2 separate regions of the Homo sapiens genome follow, and region 2 is linked to region 1. A link is an interaction called in ENCODE POLR2A ChIA-PET data of the cell type or tissue named here. Cell type or tissue: MCF 10A. All regions are shown on one strand.

What was found. Peaks named below come from ENCODE experiments on the same cell type or tissue, not always from the same donor. Only the 100,000 strongest peaks of a DNase experiment are listed, where the experiment ranks them.
Region 2: POLR2A ChIA-PET joins it to region 1 with 5 read pairs; 2 of 35 experiments call an interaction of 5 or more read pairs at or near these places.

What each region holds. Positions count from the first base shown.
Region 1 is chr18:696,309-700,308 of GRCh38, forward strand. It overlaps ENOSF1 (enolase superfamily member 1), which reads right to left. Exons shown (of 16, transcript NM_017512.7): 3 at 932-1,047. Among named protein-coding and RNA genes, the nearest start is that of ENOSF1, 14 kb to the right of the region's middle. RefSeq lists a silencer at 1,304-1,436. In MCF 10A, no CTCF peak of the experiment used is centred here; a DNase peak (open chromatin) is centred at 1,693.
Region 2 is chr18:560,511-564,510 of GRCh38, forward strand. No RefSeq gene overlaps it. Among named protein-coding and RNA genes, the nearest start is that of CETN1, 18 kb to the right of the region's middle. In MCF 10A, no CTCF peak of the experiment used is centred here; no DNase peak of the experiment used is centred here.

The DNA.
Region 1 (4,000 bases):
TCACGCCGTTCTCCTGCCTCAGCCTCCTGAGTAACTGGGACTATAGGCGCCCGCCACCATGCCCGGCTAATTTTTTGTATTTTTAGTAGAGACGGGGTTTCACCATGTTAGCCAGGATGGTCTCGACCTCCTGACCTCGTGATCTGCCTGCCTTGGCCTCCCAAAGTGCTGGGATTACAGGAGTGAGCCACCGCGCCCGGCCTGACCTTCTCTTACATCTCTAACACTACTCACATTATTTCTCCATAAAGAGATTGCCCATTTAGTACTTTATCCTCTAGAGCACTTTCCAATTCAGGGAGGAGGAGATGAGGTCCTTAGAGAAGAGATAGCTCTTAGGACCCAAATCTCAGGACCTCATCTCCTTAGTAGAACATTTTATTCAGCTAAATTCAGTCTTGAGTCATTTAGATCATCAGTCTTACAGAAATGAGTTGTTTACCTCAAAATACTGATGATCTAAATGACTCAAGCCTGAATTTAACTGAATAAAATGTTTTACTTTAAAATTATAAACACATCTCTAGGATGGGCATGGTGGCTCACACCTGTAATCCCAGCACTTTGGGAGGCTGAGGAAGGCGGATCACTTGAGGTCAGGAGTTCGAGACCAGCCTGGCCAACGTGGTCAAACCCCATCTCTACTAAAATTACAAACATTAGCCAGGTGTGCTAGTGCATGCCTGTAGTCCCAGCTACTCAGGAGGCTGAAGCAGGAGAACTGTTTGAACCCAGGAGGCGGAGGTTGCAGTGAGCCAAGATTGCATCACTGCACTCCAACGTGGGTGACAGAGTGAGACTCCATCTCAAAAAATAAATAAATAAACAAATAAATAAACCCATCTCTATTTTCACATTCGTTGCACTCAAAGGACATCTCAGACCTTGGTAATATTACTTATGTAAGCATTTTACAAAATAGGTCCCTTACCCATCTGAGCTGCCCATCACTTGTGAGCTGCCTATAGAAGCCTCTGAAGTCACCAACAATGTCCTTGAGGTCCTTGTTGAGCACATGGTGGGCGAGGGCATTCACAGCACAGACAACTATTTAAAAAGGATTGAACTCTTGTTTATGCTTCTATACTAGGTCAAGAAATTAGCACCTGAAAACATCACAAACAAACAAATGTGAAAGTTTTATGAAAAAATTAAATCTAGGCCAGGCGCGGTGGCTCATGCCTGTAATCTCAACACTTTGGGAGGCCACGGCAGGAGGACCACTTGAGATGAGGAGCTCCAGACCAGTCTGGCCAAAATGGCAAAACCCTGTCTCTACTGAAAATACAAAAATTAGCAGGGCACAGTGGTGCGCACCTGTAATCCCAGCTACTCAGGAGGCTGAGGCAGGAGAATCGCTTGAACCCAGGAGGCAGAGGTTGCAGTGAGCCGAGATTGCACCACTGCACTCCAGCCTGGGCAACAAGAGTGAGACTCTATCTCAAAGGTATATTCTTTTTAAAATTGCATCAAATATGTTTTCTTTTCTTTTCTTTTCTTTTTTAGGCAGGGTCTCACTCTGTCACCCAGGCTTGAGTGCAGTGGCACTATCACGGCTCACCGCAACCTTGACCTCCCCGGCTCAGGTAATCCTCCCACCTCAGCTTCTCGAGAAGCTAGGATTACAGGCATGTGCCGCCACACCTGGTTAATTTTGGTATTTTTTGTAGAGACGCAGTTTCGACATGCTGCCCAGGCTGGTGTCAAATTACTGCGCTCAAGTGATCCACCCGCCTTGGCCTCCCAAAGTTCTGGGATTACAGGCATAAGCCACTGTGCCCAGCCCCATATGTTTTCTGTGGTTGTCATAAGAAATATCACACAAGTAGAACACGTGTTAATCCATATACTGAGCTAAACTTCCTGAGTAGAGAACACATTGTGATTGGCTGTCACATGAAAAACAGAATCATAGATTGACAAGTTTAAATATAAATGTTCCCAAATTATTTTCCTATTCACTTTGTAAAGTGTTTGAACAATCAGATTCAAAACCAAACCACACTAGTTCATGTTCCTAAGGAATAAGAAGGCTGACTTCATAGAATTTTTAAAAGGAGAAATGCCTTTTCATTATTGACAAGTATAGAAAATGCCTTGAATTCATAACATAAACTATTAAACATTAAATAAAATGAATTTGCAATTAGCATACTATTTATATGTAAAATGTTAAAATATATGAAAACACTGTCTTAACATGAAATTTCTTACTATTGACTTTCTTATGATATACTACATTTTTCATAAGTAATTTGAAGGTTAAATTTAATTTGGGTCGGCATTACCATCAATTATTTATTTTTGGTACCTTTAATTATTATTTTTTAGAGACAGGGTTTCACTCTGTCACCCAGCCTGGAGTGCAGTGGCGGGATCTAGGCTCATTGCAATCTCTGCGTCCTGGGCTCAAGTGATCCTTCCACCTCCGCCTCCTGAGTAGCTGAGACCACAGGCTTGAGCTGCCATGCCCAGCTAATTTCTTGTATTTTTGGTAGAGACAGGGTTTCACCATGCTTCCCAGGCTGGTCTCGAGCTCCTGAGCTCAAGTGATACACCTGCCTCGGCCACCAAAATTGCTGGGATTACAGGCCTGAGACACTGCACCCAGCACCTCACTGTAATCTTGAATGCCTAGCCTCAAGCAATCTTTTTGTCTCAGCCTCCTGAGTAGCTAGGACCTACACGCAACACCACACCAGCTAATTTTTAAATTTTTTGTAGTGACAAGGTCTTGCTATGTTGCATGGGGCAGTGGGTGGGGAGGTTCTGGAACTCTGGGCTCAAGCAATCCTCCCACCTCGGCCTCCTGAAGTGTTGGGATTACAGGTGTGAGCCACCATGTCCTGTGGTATTTTACTTTGAAAGGATTTCTTGGACCTGGCGCTCACTCCTGTAATGCCAGCACTTTGGGAGGCTGAGGTGGGTGGATCACTTGAGCTCAGGAATTTGAGACCAGCCTGGGCAGTGTGGCAAGACATCATCTCTACAAAAAATACAAAAATTAGCCGGTTGCGGTGGTGCGCCTGTGGTCCCCGCCTCTCGGGAGGCTGAGGTAGGAGGATCACTTGAGGTAGGAGGATCACTTTAGCTTTGGAGGCAGAGGTTGCAGTGAGCTGAGATTGTGCCACTGCACTCCAGCCTAGGTGACAGAGCTGGGCCCTGTCTCAAATAATAATAATAATAATAATAATAATATAAAGGCTTTCTTGGGTTATTTAAGATGATGAATAAGTAAAGTAACCCTTTGATCCTTTGCCAATTCTAGGAAACATTTAGCCTACGTTGTGTAAATGGACACAATAATTGAATCAAGCCATCAACTTAGCTTCAAAGAAAGGAATGTATTCCAAAACGTTTTGATTAATTTGTTTGGTGCTGCCGTGGATTCAATAGTAAAAGTTTTTAGTCATTTAATAGGACAGTTGTAGGGGTACAGTTTTACTGTCAATAAGATCTTGAGAAGGACAGTTTGAAAGTGGTGCCCCAGGCTGGGCGCGGTGGCTCACGTCTGTAATCCTAGCACTTTGGGAGGCCAAGGCCGGTGGATTGCCTGAGGTCAAGAGTTTGAGACCAGCTTGGCCAACATGGTGAAACCCCATCTCTACTAAAAATACAAAAATTAGCTGGGCATGGTGGCAGGTGCCTGTAATCCCAGCTACTTGGGAAGCGGAGGGAGGAGAATCACTTGAACCCAGGAGGTGGAGGTTGCAGTGAGCCAAGACCATGCCATTGCACTCCAGCCTGGGCAACAAGAGCGAAACTCCATCTCAAGAAAAAGAAAGAAAGTGATGCCCCAAGCTTTTAGCACATGCCTGGCTAAGGGTGAAACAGCTCTCGGATGATTGCACACTTTAGGTCAGATGTAGCATTTAGGGCTGAACCAGCCATTCCAGGTTCTCTAGGGCTTTTGTTAATGGGATACACAATCATTCTGGTTCAGACATTCATTCCCTAGAATTGTGAGAAGACAGAGTCCTCCTCACTTCTTGAAGGTTGA
Region 2 (4,000 bases), 140 kb before region 1:
GTAATTTACTAGAAAACTATACATTACAAAAACTGATTCAAGAAACGGAAAATCGTAATGGTTCATATACATTAAAGAAACTGAATCATAAAAAAATTTAAAGAAATCGAATTCATAAAAGAAATGGAAGTAATTCAAAATCTTTCCTTAAAGAAAATACGAGACCCATTGTTTTATTGTTAAGTATTACCAGACATCTAAGAGTTAAATAACTTCAAGCTTTACAATATTTTCAAATTATAAATCCCTAATTCATATTATGACACCAGCTTAACCTTAACGCTAAAACTGGTCCCAGCCAGCACACTAAATTTTTGGAAAATTAAGAGGGTTGGAAAGGGTAAAACAAAGCTACCATTCAGAGACGATAGACTTGTTCACATAGAAGACCCAAAGAAGCTTATACATTATTAGAATTAAAATAAGATTAGTAAAATTTCCAAATACTAAATAAATATACCAGGTTAATTGCCTTTCTCTTCACCAGCTACTATCAATTAGAATATGCAAATAAGAACATTTTATTAATAATTTAATACTAGCAATAAAAATATAAAATACCCAGGAGTAAGTCCAACAAAAGATGTATGAGACTTACATGTAAAAATTATAAAACTTTTTAAAGAAGGCATTAAAAAAAACTTTTTTTTTTGAGACGGAGTTTATCTCTTGTCACCCAGGCTAGAATGCAATGGCGTGGTCTTGGCTCGCTGCAACCTCTGTCTCCAGGTTCAAGCGATTCTCCTGCCTCAGCCTCCTGAGTAGCTGGGATTACAGGTGCCAGCCACCATGTTCGGCTAATTTTTGTATTTTTAGTAGAGATGGGGTTTCACCATGTTGGCCAAGCTGGTCTCGAACTTCTGACCTCAGGTGATTCACCCACCTTGGCCTCCCAAAGTGCTGGGATAATAGGCATGAGCCACCACGCCCAGCCAAAACTTTTTCAAGAATAGAAAGATGGCACATTTATAGATAAAGACTCAATATTTAAAGTCACAAATCCCCTCATCCCAACGATTTATCGATTCAATGTAAATCCAATCAAAATCTCAAAAACAGTCTATCATGAAATTTGTCAAGATGATTCTAAAATTTATAAGGAAGACCAAAAACTCAATAATATAGCAAAGACATTCATGCAAAATAAAAGAGAAGGATGTGCTTACCAGGTATCAAGACTTATTATTCTATAGCTACTGTATTAATTTAAATGATGCAGTAATCGTGTAGGGACAGACAAACCGAATCAACATACATGGAAAACTGATGAGACCATTCAACCTGTGGTGCTGAAGCAATTATCCATATTTAAAGAAATGAAAATGTATCCCTACCTTACACTATTCAAGGTAAATTGAGGAATTTATCAATTCAAGACAGATTAAGGGACTTAAATGTGAAAGGCAAAACCTTTAAACTTTTAGTATACAGTACCTTAAAGTAGGGACAGATTTCTCAAATAAGATATAAAAATCACTAGCTATAAAATATTGAAGAATTCAACTACAGTATAAGTCAGCAGTCCCCAACCCCCAGGCCACAAACCAGTACCTGTCCGTGGCCTGTCAGGAACCCAGCTGCACATCAGGAGGTGAGTGGTGGGTGAGTGAGCTTTACCACCTGAACTCTGCCTCCTGTCAGATCAGCCTGGACATTTGATTCTCATAGGAGCTCAAACCCCATGTGAACTGTGCATGCGAGGGATCTAGGTTGCATGTGCCTTATGAGAATCTAATGCCTGATGATCTGTCACTGTCTCCCTTCACTCCCAGATGGGACTGTCTAGTTGCAGGAAAACAAGCTCAGGGCTCCCACTGATTCTACATTATGGTGAGTAAGTAATAATAATAGAAATAAGGTGCGGAATAAATGTAATGTGCTTAAATCATCCCCAAACCACCCCCATCTCACCCCGCCTGTCAATGGAAAAATTGTGTTCCACAAAACCGATCCCTGGTGCCAAAAAGGTTGGGGACCACTTGTATATGTTACAATTTTTGATAGTCAAAAGATACAGTAGTCCCCCCTTATCTCTTGGGGAGACACTCCAAGACCCCCAGTGGATGCCTGAAACCACAGATAGTCCCCAACCCTATATATACTGTATGTATAGTTGTTCCTATACATATAAACTTGTAATAAAGTTTAATTTATAAATCAGGCACAGTAAGAGATTAACAAGAATAATATAACAATTAGACTGTTATAAAAGTTATATGAATGTGGTCTCTATCTCTCTTTCTTTCTCAAAATACTGAAATATTTTTGGGCCTCGACTGACCACATGTAACAAATCTCAGAGAGTGAAACATGGCCTTCTGTATTATAAAGACAGTAAAAAAGGTATGCCTTGAAACAAGATTTTTAGAGCACATATGATGAATTGTTTCTATTCTATATTGTTGTGTAACTACAAATTTTCTGACTGGAAACAATAATTATTTTATTACCTGTGAGTCTCTGAATCAGGAAATTGGGCTGAGATCAATGGGCAGTTCTCTTTCCTGGAGCATAAGTGGGGATCACAGGTGCAACCAGCTGAGAGTTTGGCTGAGGCTTCCAAGACAGTTTCATTTGTATGGATAGAGCATCAGCTGAGGCGGTTGGAATGAGTAGGGGCTGCCTGGGCCTCTCTTTCTCTGTATACCATGTCTCATCCTGTGGAAAGTCTCTCTGCGTGGCCTCTCTCTCCATCAGGATAGCTGGAGCTTTTCGCACAGCCGCTAACTTCCAAGATGGTGAAATGGAAACCATAAGGCCTCTAAGGCTTTGGCCTGGAGATAATGCAGCATCTCTGCCATATTCTATTGATCAAAGCAACGCACAGGGCCACCTCCAATCCAAGAGGAGGTGCGATAACCCCACCTCACGATGAAAGGTGGCAGGTGGCGTGCACCTGCAGGGATGAGAGGAATTCTTGGCAGCCTTTTCTGCCAACATTCTATGCACTGATAAGGTTTTAATATCCAAAATATGTAAAGGATTCCCATGAATCATCAAGAAAAAGACAAAAATAGAAAAATGCAAAAACACAGACATCCATAGAAGAGAAACATGAATGGCCTGTAAACATATGGAAAGATGTTTACTCTCATCATTCAAGAAAAATAGATTAAATCTACCAAAGAGTGAAAATTTAAAAGTCAGACAAGACCAGTGATGGTGGGAACTGTTATATAGAGCTAATGAGATGTAAAATTACACATTACTTGAGAAAACAATTTCGCATCGCCTAGTAAAGATAAGTGTATATACACAGCAGTTCCACCCTTGGGAAAATTCTTGTGCGTATGTCCTGAAGACAAGTAAAATAATATTCTTAGGAGGATTTGGGAGGTTGGGGGGAAATACTAAAAACAAACTAAATGCCAATCAACGATTGAATGGAGAAATAAGCAGTAGTGGATTCATATCATGCAATACTCTAATCCACAGCTAGATGTGCCTCAATGTGGATGAAGCTTGAAAACATGATGTTGAAATGCAAAAGTGTCACAGAAGGCAATTTCAGTGTAATTCTATTTATACACAAAGCTCACAAACAGGAAAACTAAGCAATATATTGTTTAGAGGGCCAAACTTATAAATCCGTGCGTGCGCGTGTGCGCACACATGCACACACATGCACACACTCACATATGTATGGGGGAAATGCTTAGCCCAAATTTCAGGATAGAGGATAACTGGAGTGGGGAGAGGGAGGAAGCAAACATGGACTTCAAAGATACTGGTAATATTCTCTCTCACTCTCTCTCCTTTGAGCTCAATCATAGTTATACAGGTGTTTGTTCAAATATTATTCAAATATTTTTAGTTCTGATAGTATTGGCTATATACACATTTTGCATGTAGAATGCATTTTTTTAAAAAAAAAAACTCTTGCCCAGGCTGGAGTATAGTGGCACGATCTTGGCTCACTGCAGCCTCTGCCTCCTGGGTTCAAGTGATTCTCCTGCCTCAGCCTTCCAAGTAGCTGAGATTACTGGCATGCACCACCACA